2 separate regions of the Homo sapiens genome follow, and region 2 is linked to region 1. A link is a contact called in ENCODE Hi-C data. All regions are on one chromosome and are shown on one strand. The core of a region is the stretch at or near the end of the contact, and the rest is flanking DNA. Distances in the headings are between cores, read along the strand shown.

What was found. A loop is a pair of places that touch in the nucleus more often than their neighbours do. Pooled maps may share reads with other maps.
Region 2: a map of CD4-positive, alpha-beta T cell shows a loop between it and region 1 (10-fold over the local background). The contact joins the promoter of MAD1L1 here to the promoter of SDK1 in region 1. A Hi-C loop is called at or near these places in 2 of 168 maps with a recorded cell type or tissue (CD4-positive, alpha-beta T cell and CD8-positive, alpha-beta T cell) and 4 of 50 pooled maps.

The regions. Positions count from the first base shown.
Region 1 is chr7:3,296,525-3,304,390 of GRCh38, forward strand. It overlaps SDK1 (sidekick cell adhesion molecule 1), which reads left to right and starts at 4,728. Exons shown (of 45, transcript NM_152744.4): 1 at 4,728-5,360. The coding sequence starts at 5,063. It overlaps SDK1-AS1 (SDK1 antisense RNA 1), which reads right to left. Exons shown (of 3, transcript XR_001744897.3): 1 at 5,705-7,866. RefSeq lists enhancers at 3,295-3,807, 3,808-4,319, 5,029-5,529 and a silencer at 4,205-4,754.
Region 2 is chr7:2,228,526-2,236,391 of GRCh38, forward strand. It overlaps MAD1L1 (mitotic arrest deficient 1 like 1), which reads right to left and starts at 4,420. Exons shown (of 19, transcript NM_001013836.2): 1 at 4,347-4,420; 2 at 2,024-2,202; 3 at 1,459-1,618. The coding sequence starts at 1,608. It overlaps MRM2 (mitochondrial rRNA methyltransferase 2), which reads right to left. Exons shown (of 3, transcript NM_013393.3): 3 at 5,670-7,039. The coding sequence ends at 6,597. RefSeq lists silencers at 3,919-4,338, 4,316-4,694 and enhancers at 4,329-4,623, 4,409-4,538, 5,273-5,805.

The sequences.
Region 1 (7,866 bases), core at 3,478-5,977:
TCTTCATTTATTTTCTCTTTATATCTCTCTGCCTGTTACTATTCTTTGGTCTTTTGTTTTTTGAGATGGAGTCTCGCTCTGTGGCCTGGCTGGAGTGCAGTGGCACAATCATGGCTCACTGCAACCTCCCAGGCTCCAGTGATCTTCCCACCTTAGCCTCGAGGGTACCTGGGACTACACACACATGATAATTTATTTATTTATATATTTTTTTGAGAGATGAGGGTCTCACTATGTTGCCCAGACTGGTCTCAAACTCCTAGGCTCAAGTGATCCTCCCTCCTTGGCCTCCCAAAGTGCTGGGACTACAGGCCTGAGCCATCACACCCAGCCTCTGCTCATTTTTCTATAGGGCTTGTTCATCTATTTTTCTTATTGACTCATAAAAGCTGTAAGTCTTATTGACTAACATAGATAGTAACATTTTCTCCAGTTTGTTAGTTTTTTTTCACAGTGCCATACAGATGCTTTTGGTTTTGAATTGGTATACAGTTCAAGCTACTGATGTTCTAGAAAGTTGCAAATTGTCCTTTTAAAATAAAAATATTTCTATCATTTAAAAAAGGTTCTCTTTTATGTGATGGCCCATAAGAAAAAGGAGGAGAAAGGACAGAATGAAGCAAAAGAGGAATGAGGGCTCTATTATATTCCTCAGACTCAACGGGATTGATGAGTGATTTTCGAACTTTCATTTACACAGGAATCACTTGGAGATCTTTGAAAATGCAGAGTATGAGTCAGCAGGTCCGGGACTGGGCTTGAGATTTTGCATGTCTAACAAGCTCCCAGGTGAGGTAGATGGCCCACGGGCCATACCTGGAGCAGCAGGCTTTAAATCACAACAAGGGAAAGCACTGCTGGTTTCATGGATCATCCTAACGACGTGAAAATTATCATCTGTTTTGAAAACTCTTCCTTCTCTCTTTTTAATTAAGCAGGGAAAATTCTAACTTCTTATTCTGGAAAGTAGGAGATGGCCAGGGCTCATTGGGGGAAGGAGAAGAAGAAGGAGAAGGAGAGGAACAGGAAGAGGAAGAGGAAGAAGACAAATAAGTGGAAGAGGAGGAGGAAGAGGAAGAAGAAGAGGAAGAGGAAGAAGATGAATAAGTGGAAGAAGAGGAGGAGGAAGAGGAAGAGGAAGAAGAAGAGGAAGAGGAAGAAGACGAATAAGTGGAAGAAGAGGAGGAGGAGGAAGAGGAAGAAGGAGGAGGAGGAGAAGAAGAAGAAGGGGAAATAATAATAATCAGTTTTCATGGAGTAACATCCCTCCACCTCATGGCCTTTAGCGTATATGGTTACAATTTTTAATGGCAAGTATGCAGGTATAAAATGCTCACTTCTTGAGGCCCTCTTGTAGGGCTGGGCAAAATGAAGTTGAGAGATTCACTGGCCTTAAGGGCAGAAATATTCCAGCCCCCTCCTGGCTGTCTCCCCTCCCCAGCATTATAAAGGGGTTTCTCTGTATTATTGTTTGAGAAAGAATAGCTGTAGTCTAAACACAGGCCCCAAAATGGTAACCTAATAGGTCCTGTGAAAAGCAACATGGTCGGGGCGAGGAAAAACAAGTCTCAGAACAGGACTCAGGAGAGCTGGATGCTTGTTCTGGCTTTAGCACGGTTGCTTCGCATGTATTAAACTTTCTAGGCTTGGCTTCTCCAACTGTAGAATGGAGATTAGAGTAGAACCTTATTTCTCAAGGCTGATATTGGGATAGGAAGAAAAAAAAATTTCTTGGAGAGGTTTCCAGACCTTCTGTAGTAACAGTGAGGTCACTGATCTGTCTTTTTTTTTTTTTTTTTTTTTTTTTTTTTTGAGACAGAGACTCACTGGGTCACCCAGGCTGGAGTGCAGTGGCACGATCTCGGCTCACTGCAACCTCTACCTCCTGGATTCAAGCGATTCTCCTGCCTCAGCCTCCTTAGTAGCTGGGATTACAGGCGCCCGTCACCACGCCCAGCTAATTAATTATTTATTTATTTATTTATTTATTTTTTAACTATAGATGGGGTTTCATCATGTTGGCCAGGCTGGTCTCATACTCCTGACCTCAAGTGATCCACCCACCTTGGCCTCCCAAAGTGCTGGGATTAAAGGCGTGAGCCACTGCACTTGGCCTGGTCACTGATCTCTTATAACCTGGTGTATACTAACTTGGCTTTCCAATTTCCAAGCAAGTTTCCACAAAGCTTTCTGCTACCTGCAAAATAAGTCATGGCAAAAGAGGCTCTGGGTAATTTTGACGTGTCCTAAAGTCAAGAAGTTGCTTGAGTTATGTTCGTGCCTATGTGGACTGGAGCGGTATATGGGCACAGGTTTCTACGTGAAAGTGGTGGATATAGATCGATACTGGAGAGGAAAAGGTTAAATGTGCAGCAAACTCAAATGGCGGGGAGAGCAAGGGTAGTTTGGGACAAGGATTGCCACGTTAGTAGAGGGAAAGGAAAACCAGCATTTACTGAGTGTGAATTATCTCACTCTGTCTACTACCCTGGAGATGGGAATTATTCCTAACTTTTTACAGGAACTTGGAGTCAGCGATTTGCCCAAATTTCACAACTACAAAGGGCGGAGCTGAGTGAGACCTCAAAGCCCCATGACTCCACTCTTGGATCACCAGCCTCTATCTCCCAGCAAAGCAGAGGTGGTTGGGGTGAAGAGGAAGGGAGGTGAGCTCCCGACCTTGGGCAAAACACTTCACTTCCTTTATTTATTTATTTATTTATTTATTTATTTATTTATTTATTTATTTATTGAGACAGAGTCTCACTCAGTCGCCCAGGCTGGAGTGCAGTAGCAAGGTATCGGCTCACTGCAACCTCCACCTCCCAGGTTCAAGCAATTCTCCTGCCTCAGCCTCCCGAGTAGCTTGGACTACAAGCGCACGCCACTACGCCTGGCTAATCATCTTCTTCTTCTGTCTTTCTTCTTCATTTTCTTCTTTCTTTTTTCTTTTCTTTTTTTTTTTTTTAACTGCAGACGAGGTTTCACCATGTTGGCCAGGCTGGTCTTGAACTGACCTCAAGTGATCCGCCCGCCTCGGCCTCCCAAAGTGCTGGGATTACAGGTGTGAGCTACCGCGCCCGGCCCACTTCTTTATGCCTCAGTTTCTCCATCTGTACCAGGGCCAGCACCTCTCACACAGCAGGTAGTGAAGCTGCTGCTGCTGCTGCCCTGGGCTGGCCTACAGTGAGTGCTCACTGCACAGGAGGTATTGCTTCCCCCCGCCCAGCAGGTTCTCATTATAATCTTGCAAGTTTGAAGAAACCCAGCCTTGCTACCAACAGAAGATAAAAACAGACATGCCTCTCTGCCTCCAGTCTCATCCCCATGTCCTTGGGGAGCTGTCCTCTTCCGGCTCGTCCCATCTATGCGCCCTCACTATATCCTCAGAACAGGGCACTCCGTGGCTCCTTTAACTTTTTTGCCCCTCCTAGCATGGTGTGGAAAGGGGGCAGATGGGAGGCCTCTTTCTGAAACCACCTCCTGTTCGGCGGCTGTACTTGGACCTCAGTTTCCCTGTTTTGTTCACGTGGTCATTGTTAAGTCTTAGGGGACGTGTACAGAGGCTAATATTGAGCCACCAATCAGTTATTTGACAAATACCATAGGCGCTCTGTGAGCAGGAGCTGGCTCCTATCCCAGACCCCAGCCCTGTGACCTGCTCTCCACTCGCCCGGGGTCTTTCTTGGCTGGGACAATAAACCTACTGCATCAGGTGATTCCTGGGGAGTCAGCCCCGTGCTGGGCTCACACCCAGCCCCTCTGCGTTCATCTCTTACATGATCTCATGCGACCATCATCACACGTCCCCAGGCTCCTCCCGGGCCAACTCCAGAGGCAGTGCGTGTCACCTCCAGCTCTCCTCCCACAAAAATGCTGGCCTTTCAGCCTCCAGTGCGCTTAGTTCACCCCATAAACTCTGCTAATGCTTACCACATGCTGAGCGTCGGCGCCCGTCCCCACCCCCAGCCCCACAGGCTCCCGGGTCCCGCCCTGGGAGACCCTCCCACTGGCCGACCCTGCCCCAAGACTCGCCCACTCCACGGTGGGAAACCTGCAATGTGTCCCTCCCTACCCCGCCCTCCTCCAGCGCCGGCCAAAAGTGACCTTGGACGCTTCTACAATGCCATATCCACTCCTCTGAACAGGAGGCGAGTTTGCACCCAGTGGTGCCTTTGGTTGCTAGAAATTAAAAACCCGATTGCGCGTGTTTGCAATTACGGTAACTTGGCGCGTCACCCCCAAGCACTGAGCTAGCTGGTGGTAGCCGGGCGCCTCTCGGGGCGCGCCCTATTCCGCCCTCGGCCCTGGGCTGCCGCACGATCTGCGCGTCCTGCTGCACCTGAGCCCTTCCCACTCGGGCGCCCGCACCGCTGCGGGGCCGGGCGAGGATGCACCACCCCCGCCCGCGAGCCCGCCACGGGAGCGCGTGCCGAATCGACGCCGCCTGCAGTCCCCACTACGGGTCCCTAGGGGGCGCAGCCGGCGCGGGAAGCCGCCCGAGCCAGGCGCCGCGGCCGGCACAAAATTGCAGGCGGGCGGGCGCCGCGACTTTGAAAACAAGCGAGGGCCTGGGGGGCGGGCCCTGGGAGCGGGCGCCGCCTCCCTCGGCCAATCAACGGCGGGCGGCGGGCGGCGGGCGCGGGCGGCGCGTGCGGCCGGGCTGTGAATGGGGAGCGGCGGCCGCGGCAGCTGAGGGCGAGCGCGACCGCGACGTGCGGGCGGGCGCACTTTCTTCTCAGCGCCGGGCGGGGGCGGCGGCGGCGGCGGCTCCTCCGCGCCCGGCGGACCCCTCGGAGCTAGCGCGGCGGGCTCGGGACTGCGTGAGCGCCGGACGCGAATTTCCCCCGTTGACAACTTCTTCTCGCCCGGCTCGTCCCCGGCCCGCGCCGCGCCCCTCACGCGGGGACCCAGGACGCCGCCCCTCAGCGCTGGGCGGCCGCTCACCTCGGGCCGGGGGGCGCCGCGCCTCCCGCGGAGTGGCCGCGCCCGCTCGGAGCCGTCCCGCCTGTCCTGCCCGCCCGTCCGTCCGGCGCGGCGCTCGGGGTGGCGGCTGCTCGGCATGGCCCGGGGCGCCCGGCCCTCGGCGGCCGGTGGCGGCGGCGGCGGCGCGGAGCCCCCTGAGCGCGCGGGCCCCGGGCGGCCGCGGGGATCCCCGCCCGGCCGCGCCCGCCCCTCGCTGGCGCCGCGCCCCGGCCCGGAGCCCTCGCGACCCCGGGCGGCGCCCGAGACCTCCGGCGGGGACACGGCGGGCGCGGGGCGGTGCGGCGGGCGGCGGGCGGCAAAGTTGGGGCCGGGCCGCCGCGGCTGGTGGGCGCTGCTGGCGCTGCAGCTGCACTTGCTCCGGGCGCTGGCGCAAGGTAGGTGCGCGCGGGGTCGCGGGCCGGGGGCGTCGCCTCGGGGCGCGGAGGCGCGAACTTGAGCAGCGAGAGTGTGTCCGGGGTCCCCCCGCTTCCCGGCCCGGGTCGGGATGCGCCTTGCTGGGGGCTCTAGGGAGCCCAGGGGCTCCTCCACGCCAGACTCGGAGGAGAGGGAAACGGAGCCCCGTAGAGCCTGCACCCCGTCTGCTACTTTGCGTTTTATTTTTTTTATACCGCAGTAGCACAAACAAAAATTTTTAAGTTGAGGACCCATTTCTCAGCTCCTTAAAAGGATGCCCGAGTCCCCTTCCCATTGCATGGATGAAAAAGGGGCTGGTCTGTACCTGAGTCTTCGCACCGCAGGGTCTGGTTTCCGGTGAGTGACATCCAGAAGACTTGGAAATATCAAGTGCCAGTCGCTGTGAAAAGCCTTTTCCAGCCCCTCCCCAGGGCCTCGTCCTCTCCCCAGCCCCCGCCTGCTCCTGACTCCCCCAAGTCCCAAAGCCCGACCCCAAGTGGGTGCTGCGCGGCCGGTGGAGCAAAACTTTCAGTGCCCACAGCTTTTGCACTTGGCTTTGTTTTTCTCCCTCTATTGGCTTCTGTTTAGAATACAGTGGTGAGCTCTGAAATAGGGAAAGAGGATCTGCTGAATGGAAATGACCTTTTGAAACGAGAGATGGGATCTCTTGTGAAACGAGCTTTCCTTCCCAAATCTGGGCTTCCCTCCACCCCCTCCCCGCCCCCGACAAAACCCGTAACGTACCCCTGCCAGCTAGCATCGTTTTCTTTTGAAGTTTGCTGGTCTTTAAACCAAAACACCCCCCTCAACCCAGAAATAACTATTTTAATACGTCCTTTGGTAACGTCTTTAAAACACATTAGTGAACTGGTTTTGCTGATGGTAGTTTTAGGAAAATTAACTTAGTTGTATTCCAAGATACAGCTAACGAACAATCATGGTAAGGAACTCGATATTCTGAGATTGGCGAAGATGAGAGCATTAAACTTAAATTAGCTGTGTTCTGTGTCCTGTGAAGATGATTTATGTGTAGTAACATGACTTAAATGTTGTAACATTTTAAAGGTCTGAGCTCAAAACTATCATCCAATAGCTTAACAACGAACTCATACTTTTTTTTATTGATGCTTATGTAACGTTATCTAAATTGTGCCCCTCCACCCCCCTCCAGCTTTCATAAATGCTCCCTCTTATGTTTTACTACATGAAAACAAATTGCCATATTTCTGGTTAATTTAACTCCTCCATTACTTGGAAAATTTTCATTTCACTTATTTGTGCTTTTTGCTTAATGACTTACTCTGGAAGAAAAGCATTTATTAAGTCATTTTGTACAGTGGGATCTGTAGATTGTTAGAGCAACCAGGTTCAAGTGAAGAAATCTAAATCACTTAGGATGACCTTTAAAATAATGTGTTTATTAAGTTTTCTTTTTTTAAACAGTGACTTGCATTTTGCACTAAGACCTGTACGTTCATACATTTGAAGATTGGTGCACAGACTGAAATGGTGGGGAAAAAATCTGCCAGTGGCTTTGTTTTGAAGTATATTACATAGATTTCAAGTTTTTATCAGTTGCACTTTGAAGGTTGTGTAAAGCATTGCATTTTAACAACTGAAATGTTAATGAAAATACATTTTAAAAATATATTAAGGCAACAACCGAACTTTGTTAGGAATATTTTATTCCTTTTTGGCAGTAAAAACATTGGTACCTGTTTTACATTTATATGGCTTATGAAAGTGTACAGATCTTTTAGTGTAAAATTTCAGATAGGTTGTCACAAATTTTAAGTTCATTGACGGGTTTCTGTTCTCTTTGCTCTGTGAAATGTGTAATATATCCATCTTTTTTTATATCGTATTGAAAATTCATATTACAGAGGAGATGTCACCATTTGACAAAAGCTCATGTATCTTGAAAATGAAAATTCTGGTGCTGTTATAAGAGATTTCTGATGGGATGATGAGTTGGTCATATGTGCAGGAGTGCATTCTCTTGAATCTTATCAGATGTAACATTCTAAATGGAATAGTTACCACTACGTTGGAGCGCCTCCTAAGTACCATATTATTACATTGTAGCTAGGTGAAGCTATGACTAATTTCTCTGCACCTCATGTAAGTAGGCTAGGTCGTGTATTTTGAGAAAAAACGTGCGACATTGATCAGTAAAAGTTACATTTTTATAACCTAGGTTACAGACCCTCTATGTAACTGATCATGATGGGAACCGCCAGGTTCAGGTCTTCCAAATGTAACTTTAATATGCCCTGGAGTTTCTTCTTTCTATGCGGTGATGAGAATTTCTGAGTTGTATGCTCTGCTTATTGCTGTGTGTTTAATTGCTTGTGACTTTCCCGGATTCCTAAAAAGCCAAGTCTTTAATTCTGGAAGGCAGGTGGCAACACATGCTTTCTTTATGCCATCCACCAAGGAGCCAGCTGTGAGTGGTTTGGAAGGATGACTTCTGAGGCTAAAGATGTA
Region 2 (7,866 bases), core at 3,170-5,669, 1.1 Mb before region 1:
TATAGGCATGAGCCACTGCAACCAGCTCAGAGTTGGCCACTTCTCATTTTGTCAGTGATAAAAAACAACTACCATCTATTACCTTCATAATTTCACAAAAGAACATTTACATAAATATTATATATATACACACACACATATATATATATATGACCTAATCTCAGAATAAAAAACAGTCCTCATCAAGAAAGGGCAGTGAGCAAGCTAGCAACTAGCATTCTTTTTTTTTTTTTGAGACAGGGTCTCACTCTGTCACCCAGGCTGGAGTGCGGTGGCGCAATCTCAGCTCACTGCAAGCTCTGACTCCCGGGTTCACACCATTCTCCTGCTCCAGCCTCCCGAGTAGCTGGGACTACAGGTGCCACGCCCAGCTAATTTTTTGTATTTTTAGTAGAGACAGGGTTTCACCGTGTTAGCCAGGATGATCTTGATCTCCTGACCTCATGATCCGCCCACCTCAGCCTCCCAAAGTGCTGGGATTACAGGCCTGAGCCACCACATCTGGCCACAAGCTAGCATTCTAATAAACACACATTAATTCAATTATGCAACAAAACAAATGCACACGCACACACAGTTTAACCAAATGCAGCAGGGCCTCATCTGGGCTCTGAGAGCGCAGGAAGCCAGAGCCTCCTCTAATGCGGACAGAACTACAGAACGGCTCTGGGGACCGCAGCAGGGACTGGGAAAGAGGGTCCAGGCAGAGGAGCCTAGAGGAGCCTGCGCAGCCACAGGGCCCAGGCAAGGCTGGAGACACTACTAGCCAGCACTCCACTCCCCACCACTCCCTACAACTTGGGGGCCCCATTATCGCAGCCCCAACTGGGACTGGGCTCATCACTCTTTGGAGCCTGAAGTCCTTCAGGAGGCCTGAATCCTCTGCAGTTGTGTCTACAGTGAGAAACCCCAAGAACTTGTAATGAAACAAAATACAACTATTTTATAGAAGAAAACTGTAAAAATCACCCCAAAATCTGTAAATGGCCCTCCACAGTCTGAGACCACAAAACACCCAGTCCTTCTGCTCACTGCTGTGGCTTTGTCTCTGGGCTGCCCAGGCACTCTCAGCACTGTGTTTCCAACACAGCCTTCCCGACAGTCCTGGTGCTCACTCCCCCAGGCAGTTTGGGTTCTGTCCTCAATTAGATGAATGAACTGGCTTTCCGATCCTGTCACCAGGGTCTGTGAGTGCACTTGTGTGAACGCAATGCTGAGCGCCAGGCCCACTCAGGGCGCTAACAAGGCAGGCCTTTAAGCCAGGATGGCTCAGGGCCCCAACTAGCCTCCAGCTACGACCCCAAAATGAGGAGTGCCCATAGTGAGACCTGGGAGACGAATAGCTGTCTCTAGGCTCTGCTAATACCGACCCACCTCAACTACAGAAGACTGGAAGAGGTCCTGCCCGGGCCCAGGGTCTCCCCAGAGCAGACTCCCACCCAGGCACATGCCACTCACCTGCATGCTCTGCTGGTACTGCATCTGCAGAGAACCTGGGGCCGAGGTAGAAATATCCAGTCCAGAGCCTCCCTCCACACGCTGAGAGATGAAGTTGTTCAAAGATCTCAGGGTGGATAAAACCATGGTGTTTTCCCCCAGGTCTTCCATGGTTGCTTTCCTTCCGGGGACAGACAAAGGACTGGTCAGGGGCAGCCTTTCCACGTGCCATCAGCCGTGCAGTCAGCAGAGCCTCTGGACAGCCCCACTCCCCTAACGCACATTGGAGCTCATAATACACCCATGCCTGTAACCACATTCTTCAATGGCAACTGGGAGCCATGCTGCCAATTTACCAGACAAAAAATGGAAGCAAGGAAGCATGCCACCAAATCCCCACCAGCAAGCCACCAATTGAGTCTCAGTTGCACATGGACAGATGGACAGCTGGCGCCCGGGAGGCGGGGCTCAGCACTCAGGTGGCACGTCCCCCAACTGCACTGTAAGAGGGTTCTCCAGAGACACAGAGCCAACAGGACACAGAGACAGACACAAGAGAAGGGCTTTATTGGGGAAACTGACTCACGCGATTACAGAGACTGTCCCACAACAGGCCGTCTGCAAGTTGGAGCCCTGGAAGCCTGGCAGTGTGACACAGTCCAAGTCTGAAGGCCTCAGAGCCAGGGGTCCGATGGTGTAATTCTCAGTTCGAGGGGCTGCTGGGACAAGTCCTGGAGACCAAAGGCCGGCGAGCTTGGAGTGCTGCTGTTGAGGAGAGGAGAGGAAGAGTGTATCCCAGCTCCTGCAGGCAGATGGACACATTCGCCTTTTCTCTGTTTTTGTCCTCTCCAGGCCCCCAGGCTCTTAGATACTGCCCCTGACTCTGAGGATGGATCTTCAGCACCTGGTCCACTCAGACTCCCAAGCTCATCTCCTCTGGAAACACCCTCAACAGGCACACCCAAAACCAAAAATGATGCTTTCCCAGGTTTCTAGGAATTCCTGAATCCAGTCAGTTGATGCCTGAAACTACCTACCAGGAGCACTCACAGCAAAGTCTGGCCTCTTGCCCAGGCAGGGTGGTTCACGCCTCTAATCCCAGCACTTCGGGAGGCGGAGGCAGGTCCGGAGTTCAAGACCAGAATGGCCAACATGGCAAAACCCCACCTCTAATAAAATACAAAAACTAGCCGGGTGTGGTGGTGTGCGCCTGTAATCCCAGCTACTCAGGAGGCTGTGGCACAAGAATCGCTTGAAACTGGGAGGCAGAGGTTGCAGTGACCTGAGACCGCACCACTGCACTCCAGCCTGGGTAACGGGGTGAGACAGTGTCTCAAAATAAATAAATGAATGAATAAATAAATAAATAAACATAAGCCAGGCACTGTTGCTCATGCCTGTAATCCCAGCACTTTGTGAGGCCAAGATGGGCAGATCACCACAGGTCAGGAGTTCGAGACCAGCCTGGCCAACATGGTGAAACCCCATCTCTACTAAAGCCAGATGTGGTGGCGTGCACCTGTAATCCCAGCTACTCCGGAGGCTGGGACAGGAGATTTTCTTGAACCCAGGAGATGGAGGTTGCAGTGAACTGAGATCGCGCCACTGCATTCCAGCCTGGGTGCCAGAGCAAGACTCCGTTTCAAAAAATAATAATAATTAATTAAAAAAAAAATCTGGCCTCTGGGAATCAGAAACGAGGCATGCAACAGTGACAGTAAAGATGATGATCATCACAGCTGTGCTCATTTTCATTGTTTATTTCTAGTGACATTAATAAGTACTACTACTATTTTCAACTAGGTATCAGAAAGAAAGGTATCTGACATTTCCGAGCACCGAGACTTCTTGAACTTCAGTTTCCTCATCTGTAAACTCATGACAGTGAAATCTACTTGCAAAGTTGTGGGGAACGGGGCCAATATCCCTCAAGTCTTCCACCGCTAGATGATGGGAATACGGCTGCAGGTTGACCAGCACTATATTTGTAAGCTCAGTCTCAACAGGGTGGTGAATTAGGTCTTTTTACACAGATTCTAGAGATGATGAAACCGAAGCTTCAAAAAGTTACAGAACGGAGATTGGAACTTGGGTCTGTCTGGCTTTGGAAGGCTGAAGACAAACCGCAGTAAAGAACTTTGCACCCCCAACACCGGCGCTTACTATGGGCTCATGGCAGGCCGGCCCACCAGCCACAACTAGGGAACAGCCAAGCGCGTTTAAAAGCCAAAGGTAGAACTTCTGCAGCTGCACAGTTTCTGAGTTTCCATTTAACAAGAACCTTGGCCTGGTGCAAGCAGAGGCCTGAGCTCCCCAGGCTGCCAGCCCCGCAGAGGCAGGCCCGCCTGGAAGGAGGCTCCACAGCCCAATTCCTCCATTGCCCAAACGAGATCAGGGTGGCCCTTGCCATCCCCGAGGGGAAACCGGGCCCACACGCCCCCTTCCTGAGAGCGGACCGGCGCGAGCCACCAGGATGCCAAGAGCCCCTGCAGCCCCGACTTCTCCACCAGGCGCCAGCTCAGGCCCCTTCCTCGGCGCGCCGGCACCCTAGCCCGGGGACCCACACGGTAGGCAGCGGGACCCCGGGGCTGGGACCACGAGCACGCGCCCCTCGGCCGCCCGCCCTGGCACAAGGGACGGCTGCGGAGACCCAGGCGAGGGGCCCGCTGTCCCCAGCACAGCCCAAAGGGGGAGTGGGGACAGGGGAGTGGGGAGAGGAGGGGAGAGCACAGAGAGGAGAGCGCGCCCATGGGAGACGGGGCGGGCGCGGGGTCCTGAGGCACGGGGTCTGGGTCGTTGTGCCCCACCCTGGCGAGCACACCCGGTCCGGGCCCTCGGCCCCTCCCTTGCCATTCCCGGGACCCCCGGGACCCCGGGACCCCGCCGCCCGCGCGAGCCGGGCCGCTTACCTCAGCCGCTCGCAGCCAGCTTGCCGCCGCCGCTCGGATCTCCCTCCGCTCCGCCGGCGCCCATTTATCGCGACACTTGCGCCTGCGCTCTCGCGAGACCTGCGTGGCAATCGGGCCGTAAAGAACCGAGTCTGCGCACCGGCTGATCCTGGGGACTCCGCGTCCGCACCCGGAGCCGCCACCCCTGGGAGACTCCGCACGGAAAGGACTCGGAACCGAAGGCTGAGCCAAGGCGCAGTCGGGGGCCCCCCGGCTTTGCGCAGGACGCGCTTCCACTAAGGCTTTCGCCTCGCGCCGTAATGTGTGGAATAGCCGCGCCCACGGCAGCCTCCTCGGACAAACTTGCACCGTTGACTCTTCCCAAAATTTTGCTACTCAGTATCAGCTTGAATCAATCCGTTATTTTGCTTTTTTCTGGGCCCACTAGAAATGCAATTTATGCTACTAGGCTACCTTCCCAGTGCTCTGCAAGCCAGGGCACAGCATCCAATGGGGTGAGGTCAGGCCCCACCATTATTATGGTAACCTTTGTCTATCCTTCAAATTGGAGCCTTCCTGAGAAGAGTGTGCCTTACTCGTTTCCATATTCTCTTCCTCTCCTCCTCCCGTCTCTGCCCAGCCCCTGGCTTCCCTCTAAGAAGATGCTGTTCCTAAGGGTCTGCAATGAATTTTCCTTCTTTCAGAGAAAGACTTCCAAGTTGTGTGCCCCGGGAATGAAATGGAATAAGAGAACGAGGTGGAGTAGGGCAAGAGTCCCTGGACTTAACAACCTGACTGCAACCAGAAATAAAATGAAAAGTCAAAACATCTGGCGGCCGGGCGCGGTGGCTCACGCCTGTAATCCCAGCACTTTGGGAGGCCGAGGCAGGCGGATCACGAGGTCAGGAGATCGAGACCATCCTGGCTAACACGGTGAAACCCCGTCTCTACTGAAAATACAAAAAAAAAAAAAAAAAATAGCCGGGCGTGGTGATGGGCGCCTGTAGTCCCAGCTACTCGGGAGGCTGAGGCCGAATGGCGTGAACCCGGGAAGTGGAGCTTACAGTGAGCCAAGATCACTTCACTGCACTCCAGCCTGGGTGACAGAGTGAGATTCTGTTTCTCAAAGAAAAAAAAAAATCAAAACATCTGACCCGCAGTTTCCTTCGGGGAGCTGGACAGAGCCCCAGATTCCTGATGGAGATTCCTGGGTTTCCAGACTTCCCCCACTGGTCCTTGGAATTTAATCATAGTCAACAAACTCTTCTTGAGGGATGAGTACACCTCCAGGAAATGGCTTTGAGGAAGCCAGTTTAAAAAAAACAAAACTTCAAAGCATGAAAGTACCTTAAAATAATGCAATCTCTATTATTTTATTAAATATAAAGCTGCGTCAAGTTCCTAGATGAGTAAAAGAAAATAAACACACCACATCACTGCTTGCTTTGGCAATTACATTTATGTTCTTGGGAGCCCAGACACTGATATAAATTTCCAGCAAAAACCAAAGCAGACCCACTGCCTGGATAAATTCAGACCATACGTCTTCCCTAATTGTTCCGGGAACTTTTGCTGCTTGAAGAATGCGTGAATTGCTATATTGTTCACCAGAAAGACAGAAGTTAATCCCCAGATGGAAATTTCAGATTTTTCTTTTGGTTTGCTTTTTGGTTTTTCATTTTTGTAGACATGGGGGGTGTTGCTATGTTGCCCAGGTTGGTCTTGAACTCCTGACTTCAAGCAATCCCCCAGCCTCAGCCTTCTAAAGCCCTGGGTTTACAGGCATGAGTGGCCTCACCCAGCCCCCAGATTTTCTACTTTAAACAGCCACACTAAGAACTGGAAATCTGTGCGTGGTGCTCTCAGAGCAGGGGTGGAAAGCCTGTTTGTGTGTGACAGTTTAACAGTCTATAAGATGAAGTCCCGTCAAGGCACACATGGGCACACCCATCCCTGCCTCGGCGGATTCCTTCTGATCCTTCCCACAGTCTGTTTTTCTCCATCCTTCCATCCTCACCTCTTTCTCTTGATAACTTTCTCTTCCCAAATCACAATATAGCGGACTTTTTCATTTTCCATGGCCCCTGAACTTAGTTTTGTCATCTCTTTTTGGTTAAAAAGAGAGAGAGAGAAAGAGAGAGAGAGACTCCCCACTTGTCCTGCTCCATCTCCAAAATCAGCTCAAATCTCCCAGGAACTCTTCAGGAGCTCAGGCTACGTTTCTAGCTTAAAAGGAGCTAATGACCATTATGAAAATGGCACAAGAAATCCTCACTGCTTCACAGTGCCCTTCCTTCCGTGGTACTGTGTGGCCAAGAAGTACACTTCTGATGACTCTTTCCTGCTGGCTTCAGGTTTGATGATCCTTACATTCTGGAATTCCTCTGTCAGTCTCCTCTGTAACCGACGGCTTTGACTTCCAGCCCAGGTTTTACAAAGGAATGTCCCCCCAGGTTGCAGGATGTCTGGGGTCACGCTGAGAAGGGTCAGGCACAGGCTGATGAGCCTGTCATGATCGAGGTCCCGGAACCCTGTGGCATTGGGCGCCATGTCGCTCAGAATCACATCTGCTCTCCTGCCAGGAAGCACCTCGAGGATTCTCTGTGAGGTTCTCGGGTCAGTCACGTCAGCAGGGCACAGAAAAGTTGCTCCTTCCAGGGGGAATATGTGAAGAAGATCTACCCCAAGCACGAAGCCAACAGGAGAGCTGGGATCTATGGAAGAAATGGTGAATGTGTTATTTATTTACACCCTGAATCTTTTTACAAAAATACAGTACATGCAACAAAGTGATGAAATAAAAATAAAATGTCAAGACCAAGGCAAAGAGCTAATGTGCAAATAGGTAAACACAGGCCTTCTCTATCTATACATCCTATAAAGACACATGGTGGAGATGGCGGGCCTTAACATCTGAGAAGCTGAGGCCCAGACAGGAAGTGACTGTCCTAGAGTCATCCTCAGCCATGGGCAGACCTGTGCCAGGCATCAGGACTTCTGATTCCAAATCTGGTATCATTTCACTACCCAAGGCTCACTCTCTGTGAAAGGGTTCTTATCTCTGAGTGCTCTTTTTGATAAACTAAAATAGAAAATAGGCCAGTCCCAGTGGCTCACACCTATAATCCCAGCACTTTGGGAGGCTGACACGGGTGGATCACCTGAGGTCAGGACTTCGAGACCAGCCTGGCCAACATGGGGAAACCCCATCTCTACTAAAAATACAAAAATTAGGCAGGCGTGGTGGCACGTGCCTGTAATCCCAGCTACTCGGGAGGCTAAGATAGGAGAATCGCTTGAACCCGGGAAGCGGAGGTTGCAGTGAGCCAAGATCGCACCACTGCACTCCAGCCTTGGCGACAGAGCGAGACTCGATCTCAAAAGAAAAAGAAAAAGAAAAAGAAAATAATAAACTAGTACATAAAGTGCCTCTGGATTAAATCAAGAAATCCATTCTCCAGCTTAATCCAATTGCTTTCAATGTAGAAACTACTGGAAACAAGTCAAGAGATGAGGAAAATGAACAGATATAAAATAACGT